2 separate regions of the Homo sapiens genome follow, and region 1 is linked to region 2. A link is an interaction called in ENCODE POLR2A ChIA-PET data of the cell type or tissue named here. Cell type or tissue: PC-9. All regions are shown on one strand. Each heading gives the region's core, and the rest is flanking DNA. Links, peaks and the distances in the headings are about the cores only.

Region 1 (10,377 bases), core at 1,409-9,408, 68 kb before region 2:
GGATCAGTTTCATGGAAGACAATTTTTCCACATACTGGGTGGGAAACTGTTTCTCCTCACATCATCAGGCATTAGTTAGAGTCTCATAAGGAACAGGCAACCTAGATCTCTCTCATGCACAGTTCACAGTAGGACTCATCCTCCTGTGAGTATCTAATGCTGCCGCTGATGTGACAGGAGGTGGAGCTCAGGTGGTAATTCTCCATCACCCGCTGCTCACCTCCTGCTGTGTGGCCCTGGTCCAAGGCCCAGGGATTGGGGACCCCGGGATTAGAGGACTGACCCCTGCCCACCTCTTCCACCTTATCCTGTGTAACTTGTCCCCTTGCTCACCCAGGATAACTACTGGAGTCATCTTTGAGATGTTCTCACAAGCCAGGTTCTTTCCCTGCTTCAGAAAAGAGGCTTTGTGGCTGGGCGTGGTGGCTCACACCTGTAATCCCAGCACTTTGGGAGGCCGAGGCAGGCGAACCACCTGAGGTCAGGAGTTCGAGACCAGCCTGACCAACATAGAGAAACCCGGTCTTTACTAAAAATACAAAATTAGCTGGGAGTAGTGGCACAAGCCTGTAATACCAGCTACTCGGGGAGGCTGAGGCAGGAGAATCACTTGAACCCGGGAGGCAGAGGTGGTGGTGAGCTGAGATCATGCCATTGCTCTCCAGCCTGGGCAACAAGAGCAAAAACTACGTCTCAAAAAAAAAAAAAAAAAAGAAAAAGAGGCTTTGCATGTGCCGTTCCCTCTGCCTGGAGCCCTCTGCTCTCTCCCATCCCCTGCTTCTGCCTGGCTCATCATTCCTACGCTTCAAATTTCTGCTGAAAGTCAGCATCTTAGGGAGGCCTCCCCTGACTGCTCTGTTTAAAGGGGTTGTGGTAGCTGGTCTGCAAAGACAACTCCCAGTGCTTCCTGGCCTCTCCTGTGTATGCTGCTGTTCCCATCAAGAAACAGACTCTATTTCTCCTCCTCCTGGAAGTGGGCCGGGCGTTGGGCCTGGCTTTGGCCAATGGAATGTGGCAGAGGTAATTTACTGAGGCTTCCGAGGTGAGGCCTTCAGATGACTGGCAGCTTCTCCTTCCTGCCACCTGGAACCCAGCTGGTATGCTGTGGGAAGCCCATATCACATAGAGAGACACAGCGGGAGAAATGGGGTGTTCAGCTCAACAGCCCAGTTGAACCCCCAGCCAACAGTCAGCATGGATTCCAGCCATGTGCGTGAGCCAGCCTGGGTGCTGCAGCCCAGGTGAGCCCCTGAATGACTGCAGGCCCAGCTAACATCATACGGAACAGAAGAACCACCCAACTGAGCCCACAGAACTGTGGGAGATAATAAAATGGTATTGCTGTTTTAAGCCACTGAATTTCCAGTCATCTAAAGAGAGGTTAATCCCTGATAAATTTCTCTCTTTCTCTCTCTCTCTCTTTTTTTTTTTTTTTAGAGAGACAAGTTCTCACTACGTTGCCCAGACTGGAGTGCAGTGACTGTTCACAAGTGCAATCATAGTGCACTGCAGCCTCGAACTCCTAGTCTCAAGCATCCCTCCTGCCTCAGCCTCCTGGGTAGCTGATATTCTAAAAATCATTGCCCCAATGCACTTACTTCATAGCATTCACAATAATCTATAATTATATAATTATTTGATTCTTAACTTGCTAATTTTCCCTTTTTTCTTTTTCTTTTTCTTTTCTTTTCTTTTTTTTTTTTTTTGAGACAGTCTCGCTCTGTTGCCCAGGCTGGAGTGCAGTGGCATGGTCTTGGCTCACTGCAATCTCCACCTCTTGCATTCAAGCAATTTTCCTGCCTCAGCCTCCCGAGTAGCTGGGATTACAGGCATGCGCCATCATGCCCGGCTAATTTTTTGTATTTTTAGTAGAGATGGGGTTTCACCACGTTGGCCAGGCTGGTTTCAAACTCCTGACTTCATGATACATCTGCCTCAGCCTCCCAAAGTACTGGAATTACAGGCGTGAGCCACCGCACCTGGCCAATTTTCCCTTTCTTCCTATAGCACATGAGTTACAGAAGGCTGGGACCATGTTTGTCTTGATTGCAGCTATCCCCAGCATTAAGCACAGTGAATGGCATGTGGTGGGAGCTGAAAGAATGAAAGAATGAATGAATGAATGAATGAATGAATGCAAGGCATCGGAGTGGTCTTGAAGTGTTCCTAAGAGCCAGTGTAAGTCTCTGTGGCTGCAGCCCAGGCTGATATAGCACCAGAAAGGAGATGGGTATGGCCTAAGTCTCAGTTCTCTGGGGCTTTCACGACTCAGAACTGTACAACACTCCCTGACACCACCTCTATAACCCAGATCTCCACACCCCTGCCAGGAAGAATCACCCTTTTCCTTCTCCTTGCCCTTCTGTATCCTGCACAGCTCTCCATTAGGGGACCCGACAGGTCTCCGCGCATGCTCGTGTGTATAGATGATGGAAGCAGGACAGAATAATGGGTATGAATGAGGGCTCTGGATCCAGAGACCCCCACCTTTGAACCCCAGTCCACCACATTCTAAGGATATCTTGGTGCCATGGCTACAGATATTGAGTGTTCACTCACATAGGAAGTGCTGTGTAAGTGTGAGCTTACATTACAATTGCCATGTGCCAGGCACTACTCTCACGTCTTGAATTCATTTACTTCATACAACCTTATAAGGTGGTTGCTATTATCATTCCCCTCTTACAGATGAGGCAACTGACGTGTGGATAATTTGCCCAAAGTTGCGGATCTGAACCCTGCCAATGTGGCTACAGAGCCCACCTTCTTCTTTTTTTTTTTTGAGACGGGGTCTCTCTCTGTTGCCCAGGTTGGAGCGCAGTGATGCAATCATGGCTCACTGCAGCCTTGAACTCCTGGGCTCAAGTGACTCTTCCATCTCATCCTCCCAAGTAGCTAGGACTGAAGGCGTGCACCACCATGCCCAGCTAATTTTTGTATTTTTTGTAGAGACAGGGTTTCACCATGTTGCCCAGCCTGGTCTCAAACTCCTGAGCTGGCGTGATCCACCCAGCTTGGCCTCCTAAAGTTCTGGGACTACAGCCGTGAGCCACCGTGCCTGGTCCAGAGCCCACCTTCTTAACCCTCATACTGCCTCTCTCGTTCTCAAGGTAGAACCCTCGTTCTGCCTCCCTGAGCCTCAGTTTTCATACCTATAAATGGGATAATAATGCCTGTTTAATAGGGCTATGATACCATGATCTGGCAGTGCCTGACACATTGTAGAATCTCAATAAATCCCAATTTGCTGTGGCAAGATAGATGAACAGACTTCCAAACCAAGGAGGGCTTTGAAGCTTTACTGTGAGGGTGCTAGAGAACCACTGAAAGTTTTCGAGTAAGACAATGACATAGTGAAGCTGTGGCTTAGCTCCAGTCCTACCTTTTCCCGCCTCTGTCCCCCCAACAATTAGCTCTATGCTGCCTGAGGTTGGTATCTGAGTTTCACATCCCTGTCTTACCTCCCCGTGAGGTGCTGAGATTTGAACTGTTTCAGGATCGTGATAGTTCATCCCGGGCCTGGAATGAATGGGGTGGGAGGGATGTTCTTGATCTTGTGGGACTCATCTCAAAGGGCTGCCTCAGAGATCCCATCTGGGGCCCCATTTCTGTCTCCACCTCCAGCCCTACTGACTGACAGAGGTGCCTGGGTTTCATATGACTGACTTCGTATTCCCCTTGGAATCCCTTCTGCAGCATAGTGGATGAGGTGAGACAGAGGCTGGTAACTCGGTGGAAGAGAGAGGAGGGAGAAAAAACAAGGGAGCCAGAACAGGAGAGAGTGGGAGACAGGGGGACAGAGAGAGAGAGTGGTGGAGAGAGGGCGAGCCAGAGTGAGGGAAAGATGGGCTCACTGCTTCAGGGCGGGGTGCACCTGGTGACAGAAATGGGCCACCTGACCTTGTGCTGTGTTCCCTTGTTCTGACAGATATGGTGAGGCCATCTGACCTTGTGCTGTGTTCCCTTGTTCTGATGGATGTTGTGAGTCTGTGTGGGTGCACAAGCATGCACATGTGGTCTGTGTGTCCACATAGATGCGAGCGTCTGTGACATAGCATGCACCCTGTCTGCTGGCCTGTGCATGGAAGTGCACAGATGGGTCTCCAAGGACCTAGGGACTAAGCATGTGGAGAACCATGTGCAGTGCCTATGTACGTCCTCAGCCCCAGCGTCACCTCCTCCATGTGCCTCACCCCCTATTCGTTCACCCTCCTCCCCCTGTGGTGGCATTATCACCTTTCTTGGTCAGTCTCTGCTTACCTGTCCCTGTCTCTGCCTCTATTGAGAGCTTCCTGCAGGAAAGTCCACATCCTTGTCATCCCTGTACTCTTGGCAGCAAGATCAAGGCTTGCTGGGGCAGGTGATCAATAAAGGCTGATGACTGATTGAGTATATTTGTGTGAATGGATCTACTTCCAGAAGCGTGTGTGGGTGTGTATGTGTGTGTGTGCACGCACATGTGCACACATGGAAACATGTATGTGGCCATACACAAATGCACATGCACTGTGGGGTGTGGATGTGTCTCTGAGATGTCCATGAATGAGCCTCTGGGCACACACCATGCCCACAGATTGATGCAGTGATATGCTGGCAAATGTTTAACAACCGGCTCTTCATTGAAAAAAAGAATGCTGTTGGGCCGGGCGAAGTGGCTCACCCTGTAATCCCAGCACTTTGGGAGTCTAAGGTGGGCGGATCATGAGGTCAAGAGATCGAGACCATCCTGGCCAACATGGTGAAACCCCATCTCTACTAAAAATACAAAAATTAGCTGGGTGTGGTGGCGCACACCTGTGGTCCCAGCTACTTGGGAGGCTGAGGCGGGAGAATCACTTGAACCTGGGAGGCGGAGGTAGCAGTGAGCCAAGATCTCATCACTGCACTCCAGCTTGGTGACAGAGTGAGACTCTGTCTCAAAAAAAAAAAAAAAAGAAAAGAAAAGAAAAGGAAAAATAAGCCCTGATTAGCAGCATTTGCCCATTGCTGTAGTGTAAATGTTCCCACCATGGCCGACTTCAAGTTGCTGCTGTGGCGTCATGGAATATGGAGTTAGCTGGGAAGAGATGCACATAACTGGCTCACATGAGCCCACAGGAGTTGGCTTCAGTACACGGAAGTATTCATGTCTGTGACTGCCCAGCCCATGATGGGCAGGGGAGGCAGTGCAAAGTTCCCCTGGTGATGGTAATGCTTCTTTCCAGAGCTGTGCCCTGGGGGAGCAGGCAGTTGCTGGCTGCCAGCCAGCTTTCACCAAGCGGCCTTAGAAGTCAGTCTAAACCAATACTCCTTGTTAGGCAGGTCTAGGCGCTCACCAACACAGCAGCACCTTCCCTCACTCCCTGCAGAGGCTTTGAAGTTTTTGGATTTGGTGAAGTCAGCATGACTGCAAGGAGGAATTGCTAAGCCTGAAGCATGAATGGAAGAGGGGGAAGGAGGAACGCTTCAAACCTCCATCTGAGGCAGGTGGCCAGGGATGCTGGAAGGTCTGGAGGCCCTGGGCCTTGTGCCTGCTTGAAGCCGATTCACTGTGTAAGCCTGGACACATCGCTTGCCCTTGCTGGCCTCCACCTGTGACTTCCGTGAAGGGAGAGGTCTTCTGAGCTCCGTGGCCTCTACCTGACCCTCTGGGAGTTGGTCCTTAAACTGCGCTCTGAGTGTTAAAATCTACATTCAAAAGGCAGAGAGAGGCTGTGTTGGCCTTAAACAAGAGCAAGAGGGGACCCTGCCCTGGCCCTCCTCAGACCAGGCCCTTTCCCACATGGTGAGGAATTCACAGGCCAAGGCGATGTGCTCACCCCAAGCCCTACCCTTTGCTAGACACTCGTCTGATGCCTGCTGCTGTAGAATTTCTGCTCCAAGAGTCCTGCCGTGCTGGCTTCCAGGGCTGGCTGCCATCTGTCCTCCTGAGGACCCATGTCCTCCTGCCTTAAGCAGTGGTTTTGGGAAAGCTGGGTGTGCAGGCTGGGATGTGTGCCCACTTTGTGGGAGATGCCCTGAACGTGCTGAGTGGAGCTGGAAGTGGGAAAGGAGGAGGGGTGGGTCATGGGCAGGGAGCTGTGGTCTTGGGTTCCAGGGTGGGCTTGCCCCATGCTGCTACTTTGAGGAGCAGAATGCAGAGGAGGTTGAGAATTCTAAATTCAAACCTAACATTTTAGTTTGTCACAAGGACATATTTGCCAGGACAGAGGATAGACCATATTTTTAAATTTTATTTTATATTTTATTTTAATTTTTTTTGAGATAGAGTCTCGCTCTGTCACCCAGGCTGGAGTGCAGTGGCGCGATCTCGGCTCACTGTAACCTCTGCCTCCCGGGTTCAAGCAATTCTCTGCCTCAGTCTACCGAGTAGCTGGGATTGCAGGCGCCCACCACCACGCTCGGCTAATTTTTGTGTTTTTAGTAGAGACGGGATTTCATCATCTCGGCCAGGCCGGTCTTGAACTCCTGACCTCATGATCCACCTTCCTCGGCCTCCCAAAGTGCTGGGATTACAGGGGTGAGCCACCTCGCCTGGCTGATAGACCATTTTTTAAGGTCGTTAGTTCGATGTGCAGCTGTTAAATCTTCAGACTTAAGTTATGGAGAGTGAGCCTCCCTTTCTACTCTTGCCCTGGACCCCACAAGTGTTAGGGGTGAGCCTGGAGAGAGAGATAATTGAGATTGGTGGGGGCTTGGTGGTGTGGCCCCAGCAGACTGAGGCTGAGTTGAACAGGGAGTTTTGAACATTGGACCCTTCTAGAGTAGACTTTTCCGGGCCACGTCATACAGGGCTTACCTTCTCTTAGGTCTGTGCGGTGTGTAGGTGTCATCTGCTTGCCATCTCCTTTCTCTGGAGCCCCAGGAGAGCTGTACAGTGAGTATGCTTCCCCAACACATCTTAGATAGCACTGTTATCTTAGACAGCTGTTTTGGGGCATGACAGGTCATCCTTCCAATGGGGCCTTTCTCTGATGTCAAAGGTCAAATCCTCCTGTTAGCATTCCATCTTGTCTTTCTCATCTCTTCAAGTTAAGAGAGTCCCAGGGACCCTCCCCATTCTTCTGCCACTCCATGGCTCTCCTCTTCCTGAGAAGCACCCCTCTGCAGGGAGCCCCCTGAGTAAACTGGTAGGGTCATGTCCATTCCAAACTGCACAATTTCACGGGGGAAAATGGAAACCCTGGAGTGTAACTGGGATGTTGAGTGGGGCTGCTTTATTCTAAAAGATAAAACTCAAGGACGTCATGCTCTCTGTCTTCAAATATCTGAGGGGCTGTCATGCTGAAAAGGGAAGGGATTTATTCAGTGTTGTTGGAGTGTGAAGGAAGAGGTGGATTAAAATTCAGTGTGCAGAGAAGACTTTTGCCAAAGAGTGCTGCTTAGCACTGGCTGGTGCTATCTTTGGAGGGGGTGAGCCCGCTGTCACTGGAGGCGTGCAAGTATCCCTAAAGGATATTTAATAGGGAACTCATGATCTAGAGAGTGGGGGGACACCCTACTGTACAGCATCTAAACCTCTCATCCCCAATAATCTGTAGCTTTAGGATTGTTTTAAATAGGATGCCAGGAGTTGGGAAAGGAATTAAAGAAATTCACTGAAGTGAGGACCAAGCTATAAAAAAAAAAAATCTTTATTTCATGTACCAGGATTTTTTTTTTCAGTTTTCTGCTTTTTAAAATTTTTTTTCTGTTAACAGTCTGAAAAAAAAAAAAAGGACTCACCAAGAAAATAAATGGAGGTTAGTTTCTTGAACTGGTCTGAGCTGGACATGAGCAATCATCCACACCCCTGGGCAGCAACGCCCTTGCAGTTCCGGTCCTGGCTCCTTCCCTCCGGACCCCCTAGCCCCTTCTCAGCCATGGCGATGTCACCCCACACCCCAGTGGCTTTCTTCAAGCACACCCAGAACCCAGGCCTTGCGCCATGGAAAGAAGCACTGATCGCCTTCCCAGACGCTCTGCCAGAATTCGGAGAACTGGAGCTAGTTTTTCTCTTCAGACAGTGCTCGCTTGGGTGCGGTTTTCTTGGGGACCCTCCCTTCTCCCTTCGCTCTCATCCTTGATCCCTTTAGGTCTGGAATCTGGTGGGATGGCGGGCAAGATTGGGGTGGGAGAGGGGTAGAGTTCAGTTTCTGCCCAGACTGAGGGCAACTTGGTTGTTGTTACCACACCTTGAATTGTCTCCCATTGTTCTGCCCCAGGGCCCATGACCTCCCCCTGTACTTCTGGGCTGGGCTGGCCGATGTTCTGCCCCTTGCTGACCTGGGAAAATAACTTTCCTTTCCCAGGCAAAAGACAGGAAAGGCAGGTGAGATGTGCAAGCTCAAAAAGCCTTACTAGCCATTCTCTAGAACTCCCCAGAGAGCTCAACCTCAGGAAATGCCGGTGTCAAGAAAAATGCAAACCGGGGGAGACTCGCAGGCAGAGGCAGGGGGGCCTCACCTTGACCTTCAGTCACCTGGGAGTAACTTGCAGACTGTTCTGAAATTTCCAGCTCAGGAAAGCTGTTGGATTTCTGTCAGTCTGAACTGGCCCTTGTCACTCTGGGGAAGAAAGGGGAGAAACACAGGATGCCCTTGACCTTTAGTCTGTGGTGCAAGTTTAACTTTTGGGGTTGGTCCTTACACTGGGATGGAACTGCTAAAATTTTCCTCTCCATTCCCTCAGCCTTGAGCCCTCCCAGTAAACCTCAGAGGATCCTCTTTTTCACAGACCCCCAAAGACACTGGGGAAGCCCTGGTGGCAGAGCTCTTCTCCCAAGGAAGCCTCTTTAACTCTCCATGATCGCAGCAAGGGGACACAAAGTGAAGAAGGGCTTTGGGGACCCCTGCGTCTTTCCCCTCTTTGCCTGAACAGCTTTATGTTTGCTCACATGTGTGTATTTTTGCTTTGACATTGGATGTGGGGGCAGGTGTTCGGGGAGCACAGTGAGGAGGTATATGGTGTGTGTGTGTGTGTGTGTCTGAGAGGCTGACTGATGATGAGCCTGGGGGCTTGGTGGCAGCTGTCCTGGTCATCCCTGGCATATCCTCGGGGCAGGTGGCAGATCTTAAGTCACAGATACATAGAGCAAGAATGGGCCTTTAGTGCTTCTCTGGGTCAATCCACATGCTTACATGGGGGGAAAATTAAGGCCCAGAGAGGCCATGCAGCAAGGAATTCCGGAATCCAGTCCTGGATTCTAGACGGGTGCCCTTCCCATGCATGCGAGTGGTGTGTGTGTGTGTGTGGGTATGTGTGCGTGTGTGGGTATGTGTGCATGTGTGTGTTCATGTGTATGCTCTGTTGGGAGGTTGTGAATGAACACAAAGGCCAGTGTGGAGTTGTTGTCGTCCATGGCTTTGGAGGGCATGAGTCAATTTCCTTTGAGCCACGCCCCTGGCCGTGTATGGGATGGAAGGGTTGAGACTGAGTGTGTCCCTGTGAGTGACTGCAGTGCTGGGCTAAGTGGACTGTGTATGTGTGTGTGAACGTGCCTGTGTGCGTGTGGGGTGTGTGGTCTCTTTCTTTGTTGGATTCTGTCTTCCCCCATTCGCAGCACCTTCCTTGTCTGAGGAAGCCACCTTTCCATCACAGAGACCCCCTGCAGCTCACTGGGACCTTCCGCTACTCCCTCCAACCTTCAAGCCCAGCTCTCACCTCTCACAACGGTTTTGCTTTGTTTTTGTAAATGGATTTGTATATTCGTTTTCTGTTTTTTTTTTCTTTACAAGTTCCCTGCTAAAGTTTAAGTCCCCCACCCCGCCCCATTTTTTGTTTTCACAGTTTAAAGCTGGAAAAGAATTAAAAGAAAAATACTATCTGATTTTCTTGCAAGTAAATCCACTTATTTTGTATTTACATTTATTTATAGTCTGTGGTTTTTTTATTAAAAAAAAATCACCACTTGTTTTTCCTTTTTCTTTTGTAAAAAGAAGCCTTTTTGCAGTGTCATTGTTGAACCCGCTGGGCCCCAAGGGGGCATCAGTGAGTCCAAGGACCCCCAAAGGGTCAATGAACCCCCTTCCCAGGGGACTGGGGGGCTTATGAGTCAGGGGGTCCACCATCGCCCCAGGGTCATCAGGTGGCCCTGAGGTGAGGGGTGAGGAGGGAGAGCTGTTTCATGTCCCCCGGGGGGGGGGGTGGCATCTCCTGACCCCAAGGACAGGAGCTTGGGGACATGACCCCAAGAGGCTCACCCTGAGGATTCCGGGGTTTCCGGCATCTTGGTAAGCCACCGGCAGCCTCCCCTCTCCTTCCCTTTCCTCAAGGCCTAGGAAGTCATCACAGTGGGTTAAGGAGCATTAAGGACTGGGAACCTGGGGCCAGGCAAGCCCCAAGTGTACCCCCCTCCAGGCACCCTAACGGAGAGGAGGGACAAGGGCTCGGTCACCTGGAGGCCTACGATTGCCCCAT
Region 2 (8,000 bases), core at 1-8,000:
ACAAGGGCTGGGCGCGGTGGCTCACGCCTGTAATCCCAGCACTTTGGAAGGCTGAGGCGGGCAGATCACCTGAAGTCAGGAGTTCGAGACCAGCCTGGCCAACATGGAGAAACCCCGTCTCTACCAATAATACAAAAATTAGCTTGGGGTGGTGGCGCATGCCTGTAATATTAGCTACTTGAAAGGCTGAGGCACGAGAATCGCTTGAACCCGGGAGGCAGAGGTTGCAGTGGGCCAAGATTGCGCCATTGCACTCCAGCCTGGGCAACAAGAGCAAAACTCCGTTTAAAAAAAAAAAGGTAAGACAAGTCCTCTTTCTCATTCAGTCTTCAAAACATGGGTTTTTTTTTTTTTTTTTTTTTTTTGAGACAGGATCTCTCTCTCTCTCTCCCAGGCTGGAGTGCAGTGGCACGATCTTGGCTCACTGCAACCTCTACCTCCTAGGTTCAAGAGATTCTCCTGCCTCAGCCTCCTGAGTAGCTGGGATTACAGGCATGCACCTCCATGTTGGGCTAATTTTTGTATTTTTAGAAGAGATGGGGTTTCACCATGTTGGTCAGGCTGGTCTCGAACTCCTGACCTCAAGTGATCTGCCTGCCTCGGCCTCCCAAAGTGCTGGGATTACAGGCATGAGCCACCATGCCCAGTCCAGAACGTGGATTATTAATGGAGGCATAACTCTGGAGAAGATTTGGAAGTGTGATGAGGGAAGGTTGCATTTGGCATTCATATGCTGGGGCCAGAGAGCCTCGACTAAAACCACAGCTCTGCCCCTTCCTGCTGGTGTAATCTTGGGCATATGGCTTAATTGTCCTGTGCCCAGTTTCCCTCTCTGGAAAATGGGGTAACAGGAATATCTACTCGATTGCGTTCATTGTGAGCACCAAGTGAGTTAGTACAAGAGTGCCTGGCCAGAGTCTGCCCCCGGTGACTTCGTTAGCTGGTAATTGACACAGAAAGACTGAGACTGAAAGAGTGAGGGTTGAGCCACTGAAAGGGACTCAGCTGAGCATCTAGGGGGAATTGCTTAAAAACTGACAATAATGATGATGATGATGACGATGGTAATAAAAATGATAATGATAACTACTATTAGTATCATTCATTAAGACATTTGTGGGCCAGTGTGCAAAATGCTCTACAGCAAAATTTCATTGAGTCCTCTTGTCATCCCAATTATTATTTCTGCTGTCAGGATGAAGAGACTGGGGTTCAGTCTCATTAACCCCAATAATGCTCTGTGTGACCTTGGGCAAGTTGCTTGACTTCTCTGGGCCTCCAAGACGGGGTTGGTCTCAAAGTTCTTGAAGGGCCTTTTGGCTTGCAGATTCTAGACTGTACAGTTCCTAAGCGGCGACTCCTCACCTCATCTCATTAATATGCATCTGTTCTTACAGCCTTAGGGATCCCAAGAGAGGGGACCTTGTTGCCTTTGAGCTTCAGATATCAGGGGACCAGATTCCCTGGAATTCATGATTTGGAATTCTAGAATCATTTCTAAATCATGCAGCACCAGCAAATGCTTGGAGTCTGTGTGGGAGGCAGCGGGGATGGCCCGAGGCAAAGCCGTGAACCAGGCAGAGGCTTCTCTCACCTTCCCAGCCTGCTCCTGGTGGTGAGAGCAATGGCAGTCCTTCGCACAGTACTGACTGCATGCCAGGCACCCCACATCTTCCCCGTCAGTGCCCCGAGCCCTGTAGCAAACCTATGAGGTAGGGGAATGCTCTCTTTTCCAGATGAGAAAACAGGCCCAGAGAGGTCAGGCTGCTCACCCACAGCACCCAGGCTGAGGGTCAGAGCCTGGACTTGAACCCAGGTCTGTCTGCCTCCAAAACTTCTGCCAGTGAAGACCAGCCTAAACTGTCTCCCTCCCTGCATATCTTTCTACTCCTTTCTTTCCTGTTTCTGAATTCCCCATTGCCCTTTCATCTTGCTGGCCCCCCTCCAAACCTGCCCCTAGTTCTTTGGGAAAGGTCTAATGAACACCTTCAAGGTGGCTTGAATTATCCCCAACCCCAGGGCCTGGATTCTGTGACTCTGGGGTGAGAGACCCTCTTGATCAAGAACCACAGATTAGGCCGGGCCCGGTGGCTCCCGCCTGTAATCCCAGGACTTTGGGAGGCTGAGGCAGGCAGATCACGAGGTCAGGAGATCGAGACCATCCTGGCCAACATGGTGAAACCCTGTCTCTACTAAAAATACAAAAATTAGCTGGGTGTGGTGGCATGTGCCTATAATTCCAGCTACTTGGGAGGCTGAGGTAGGAGAATCGCTCGAACCAGTGAGTTGGAGGTTGCCGTGAGCCGAGATCATGCCACTGCACTCCAGCCTGGCAACAGAGTGAGACTCTGTCTCAAAAAAAAAAAAAAAAGAACCACAGATTAATCCTTGGGGTCCCTTCCAGATGTAACATTCTTTGAGGTTAGGGTCCTAATGTAAAAGGTGTCAATAAGGCATCTCTGAGGCTCCACCAGGCTTTGTGCAATCCCTGGCAGGGGAATGCAGGACGTTTCAAAAATTAAAATAGTTTCTGTATACAGAGGAGAGAACGCTGGATAGAGAGTCTGAAAATGCATTCTGGCTCTCCCACTAACTTGCTGTGTGACCTTGGACAAGTTGCATCCACTCTCTGGGCCTCATTTCAATCGAGGGTTGGATGAGATGGCCTTTCTTCACTCTGTAATTTGGTGATCACATTCTGCCTTGAGGTTGTTTGTATGTCCTCCCACCCCCATTCTCTTGTTGGAGGGCAGGGTCCTTCAGGGCAGGGCACTGCTACCCCTTCTTTGCTTTGGTTGGTGTCCCCAGGGTCTAGATAGCACCCTCACAAACTCTGTGTTCAGTAAGTATTGTCCAGCGAATGAACGATGCTTCCAAGTATGTAGTAGGCTGCTTGATTCTGCAAACTGTAATGTATCACATCCAGATCATCACCGATGATAGCAGCTAATTTGGGTTTTTAAAAGGAAACTGTATTATGCTTTGTCTGACTTGATAAAGTAGCTCAGCTTTGGAGAAATCGTGTTTATCTTTAACTACAGTTTAAAAAAATAATTTTTCATAAAACCTTCAGAAGGTAATTTGACTGTATGTGCTTTTCTACCTCAAGTCATTTTCTTGGAAAAAAACAAAAATTGAGAACAAGTGCTACTCAGAAACAGGCAATGCTGCTTGGGAATTTAAAGGCACAGGCATGAAAAATTTAGCAGATTGAGCTAGCTACCTTGAAACCTGGTTTTGCATTGACACCTTTTTTTTGTTTGTTTGAGATGGAATCTTACTCTGTCACCCAGGCTGGAGTGCAGTGGCGAAATCTCGGCTCACTGCAACCTCCGCCCCCTGGGTTCAAGCAATTCTCCTGACTCAGCCTCCCGAGTAGATGGGAATACAGGTGCCCGCCACCATGCCCGGCTAACTTTTGTATTTTTAGTAGAGACGGGGTTTCACCATGTTGGCCAGGCTGGTCTCGAACTCCTGACCTGAGATGATCCACGCGCCTGGGCCTCCCAAAGTGCTGGGATTACAGGCGTGAGCCACCGCACCCGGCGACACCTTTAAAATTAGTATCAGTTGCAGACTAACTGTGAGCTCCAAATTCTAACCCTATTTCTGATGCTGACTTGTTTTAGTCTCTGAAAGAGTCACTTAAATGTTCGATCCAAGCTTGCTTCTCCGGCAAAGCATAACAGCATTGACCTACCTCATTCTTGACTACTTCTTTTTTTTTCCTCTCTTTTAAAAGAATCATCTGATCCATACCACCATTTGTTATTTTTATCCTCTTCTTCTTCCTTCCTCTTCCTCCTTCTTCCCGCTCCTCCTCTAATAATTGGACAAAATGTAAGATCAGAGAATAGATACTGTCAGGGTTTCATTGGTCTGTTCTCTTCTTTATCAGTGAAGACCATATTTATGAGATCTTTGTGGATTTCCCTGCAAAGGCAAGCTGAGAACCTTAAACAACTAGGGAGGAGCTTTTTAAAGAGTCGAGTCATATTTTGGTTTCTGTCTCTTCAATGGTTTGCTTTTGGGAGATTTTCCAGCTCTAATGTTAAAAGGTGTCACTTTATCCAAGCAGAAAAGTCCCAGTTGATTAAGAGTCTGTAGCTATACATAGGGAGATCTTGGCCTCAGTCTTGGCCAGAGGAAAAACTGACAGCTTTAGAGTAAAACGAAGACCCCAAAGATGGTCAGTATAGTATGGGGTGACAGGCATTTATTCGGTGCAAGCCGACTTCATTTAATCATGGTATAATCCTCCAAGCTGGTTATCCTCATTTTATAGAAGAGGAAACTGAGGTTCAGAGAGGTTAAGTGACTTGGCCAGGGCCACACAGATAGGAAGTGACAGAGCTCTTCTGATTCCAAAGCCTGTCTATGTCAAAGTCTGTCACTCCTCTGAGGAGACAACCTGGCATCAGGCTTGAGACAGTAAACTAGAGCCAGATATGAAGAGACTGGGGAATCAGATGAAAGCCCCCCACTCCCTCCCCTCCCATCTAGGACCCCATCTAGGACCTGGGGGAAGGAGGAAGGAGTGGGTAGGGGTGGAGCCTATGTGCCTGGAATAGTGGGAGGTGAAAGTGGGAAGTGGATGAGAGTGGGGACGTGTGTGTGTGTGTGTGTGTGTGTGTGTGTGTGTGTGTGTGTAGAGGGAGAGAAAATGAATGAGAGAATCAGGGTAGATACATAATTAGGTGTTGTTTGGTTTCAAAATGAAAATAGCATTATACTTTGTTTGTGATTTTAAAAGCAGGGCATGCTCACGGTAACACATATAGTCTGTACAGAAAGGAACAATCAAGAAAGCAAAAACTGCTTGTCAACCCACTAGCTAGAGATAACGGTGACCCACAGCTGGACTTTGAATTTTACATTCTCAGGCTTAGCTGCCTTAAACTCACCTCAGTCTTGCCTGTTGGCAAGTTGCCATGGAGACCACTCAAAAGCAGTTAGCATGAATGACTTTGATTTTTTTTTTTTTTTTTTTAAAGAAACTGGAGTGCAGTGGCACCATCATAGCTCACTGCAGCCTCGAACTCCTGGGCTTAAGCCATCCTCCCGCCTCAGCCTCCCAAGTAGCTGGGACTACAGGCGTGCGCCACCATGCCCAGCAATTGACTCTGATTTTCGAATTTTAGACTCACTTGTTTACTTCAGGGTAACTGTTGTCACCTGATAACTTCTTTGGTTTTATTTTATCTAGGATGGATTTTAAGGCTAACAAAATATGATTATGTTTTCAAAGTCATGTTTCAAAGATTAAGGACTTGCAAACATTTTGATATGATGTTAAGAAAAAAGAGAAAATTGTGCATACAATATGAACTGAATCCTAATAATATACATATATGTACATTCACAGAAAAAAGGCAAATAACTTTCAGTATTTCTTCTAAAATGTTACCAATGATTATTTCTAGGCGAGAACGTTATGAATTATTTTAAGTCTTCTATATACTTTTCTGTATGTACTCAAGTTTTTATAATAAGCATGTTTTGCTTATACAATCAGAGAATAATGTGTGCTATTTATAAAAAGGAATAGATAGTTGGGGACGAGATGTTTTTGAAAGGTACACAGTGACTAGCATATGCAGAGACAAAATAGAGCAAAACATAAAGCCACTTTGCATTGACCTTAATCAACACCCTTGCCCAGATGGATATTAGAGAGGGAGTAAGGGTAACTGGAGGAAGGAATGTTCATTTGAGTTTCTGAAATATTCTTTTCCTGCAAATGCCTCTGCTCTGCACGATGTGTGCAAACACTAGTTATAACGAGCAAGGGAAAGTTTCTCTCCGTAGGAGCCCCAGAAGTCCCCTCTTATTTATATTTAGGGTTCTGCTTTCCTAGTGGAAATTGGTGGTTTTATCCGTGGACATTTCCCAGAAATCAAATGGAAGGGACAGGTAGGAGAAAATGGTCTGTAATTTCGGTTCCATGGATGTGTGCCATATAATAAATGTCCTCAGCTTGGTGTGTGTTTCTGGCATGAAACTGTCAAGAACTCCCCTAGAAAGCTCTGATTGTTTGGGTTCACTGGCAGGAAAGTGTGAATCCTGCTGTTCCTTCTAGGTGGATATAATAAGCCCCTCCAACCCCCACTGCTTTTTTCTTTTGAAATGAGGGGTAAAGACAACAATAAAAGCCAAGAATCCTTAAATCTCAGGAGAGAGTGGAGAGGTGAAAGAGGATCTGTTTTATGGTGCACCTTCAATAAAAAAGATTTACAGGTAAGTCATTTTCTCTTCTTTCTAGGCACTAGATTGAGAGGATTCAGGGAACTAAACCCCAGGGAGAGCTTGGCATAAATAAAAAAAAACTGACAACTGTCAAAACAGATAGCAACCAATCAGAAATACAATGTTGAGGGAGGCTCCAGTTCCAAAATGATTCAGAGAAGTGTTTGCTTGTTACGGCAAGAATAAGGACTTAGGGGAACATTGGGAGGGAATTAGGATGCTCTTCAAAATCCCAAACTTGGAGACTGATTGAGTGAGTTGGGTAAGACGGATCTGATTTTATATCTTAAGGAATAACCGAAGCCTTAAATACTGGTGAAGAATATGTTCATTCTTCCTTCATTCGTTCATTCACCGTTCATTCATTCATTCATTCACTCAATAGGCAGTCACCCAGTGCCTTCCCTGGGCAGGCTGTGAGCTGGTGATGGAGATGCAGAGTGGAAGGATGTAGCCCCATCCCCAGGGAGCTCAGAGCTTGGGGGAGGGACCATAACCATAATGCAAAGTGTTACATACAGTGAGCAGTAAATGCTGGGTGTTATTGTGGGAGATAGAGGAGAGGGGCAACTAACTGTGTGTGTGTGTTTGTGTGTGTGTGTGTGTTCGTGTGTATGTGTGTGTGTGAGAGAGAGAGAGAGAGCAGAGGGAGAGAGAGAGATGATCAGCAGACCTGAACTTGAAGGACATGAAGGAGTTAGGCAGGTAAAGGGGGCCAGGTGAGAAGAATACAAGTCAGACAAGTAGAACAGTCATTTGTTCATTCACTTCATTCATTCATTCATTCATTCATTCAGCACATATATTGAGCTCCTACTGGGTTCCAGGCACAAGTTCCCAAGTTTCCCAAGGACGCAGTGAAGAAGACAGAGAAAGTCTCTGCCTTTAGAGAGCTTATATTCTAGGGGAACAGAGAGTGAGCAAGTAAACAAATGAATCCACAAAGAAGAGGCTTTCAAATGGTGATGTGTCGCAAAGCCTACAGGAAGGAATAATGTGATGCGAGGGCATGGGGGCGTAAAGGTAGCCAGGGAGTCCATCTCAGAGAAATCACCTTCCATGCTGCCCCCTGCATCAGTCATGCAAAGCCCGGGGAAGTGCATTTTGGGGAGAGGGAACAGCAAGGCTTTTAGGCAGAGACAAGCTTGGTGTCGACGAGGACCAGAAGAAGGCAGTGCGGGAGGGAGACCATGGGAAGGGGTCATGTGGCCACAGAGGTAAGCAGGAGCCAGATGATGTAGCACTGTGGGCTCTGCTGAGGACCTGAAGAATAGTTTGTAAGGGGTGGCAGTGGGTAGGTAGACCAGTTGGTCAGGTATTGTGGCAGACCCAGTGGGAAGCCTTGGTGGCCTGGGTGGAGGTAGAAGCTGTGGGCGTGGACAGGAGATGGCAGTTTGGGATCATATTCTGAAGGCAGAGTCAACCTTATCCACAAAAGGGTTTGATGTCATGGGTGAAGGGAAGAGGAATCAAGGATGACTCTCAGGATTTTTACCTGAGCACCAGATGGATGGTGACCATTTATCTAGGAGGGGAAGAGCAATTTTGCTTGGAGTCAGGAACAGCAAGCATTTGGGAATCTAATATACCTCAGGATGGCATAAATCCAGGTTCATTGAAAGAGGTACAGGGTGGCTGGAGGGGAAGGTAGAGGTCATGAAGGACCCTGTTGGCCCTGAGAGAGCTGAACCCAAACCTTGAAGCTTCAGATAGACCCTGAAGGCCTTTACAAAGCGAAGCAACACTGTCGGGTA

The links. ChIA-PET counts read pairs that join two places held together with the same protein. Peaks named below come from ENCODE experiments on the same cell type or tissue, not always from the same donor. Only the 100,000 strongest peaks of a DNase experiment are listed, where the experiment ranks them.
Region 1: POLR2A ChIA-PET joins it to region 2 with 6 read pairs; 2 of 35 experiments call an interaction of 5 or more read pairs at or near these places.

What each region holds. Positions count from the first base shown.
Region 1 is chr22:36,553,274-36,563,650 of GRCh38, forward strand. CACNG2 (calcium voltage-gated channel auxiliary subunit gamma 2) reads right to left here. Exons shown (of 4, transcript NM_006078.5): 4 at 7,584-10,377. Among named protein-coding and RNA genes, the nearest start is that of EIF3D, 29 kb to the left of the region's middle. RefSeq lists an enhancer at 9,787-10,302 and a silencer at 9,941-10,169. In PC-9, for the core only: no CTCF peak of the experiment used is centred there; a DNase peak (open chromatin) is centred at 5,258.
Region 2 is chr22:36,622,672-36,630,671 of GRCh38, forward strand. All of the region lies in intron 1 of CACNG2 (calcium voltage-gated channel auxiliary subunit gamma 2), which reads right to left. Among named protein-coding and RNA genes, the nearest start is that of CACNG2, 77 kb to the right of the region's middle. In PC-9, for the core only: no CTCF peak of the experiment used is centred there; no DNase peak of the experiment used is centred there; H3K27me3 peaks cover 7,634 bases.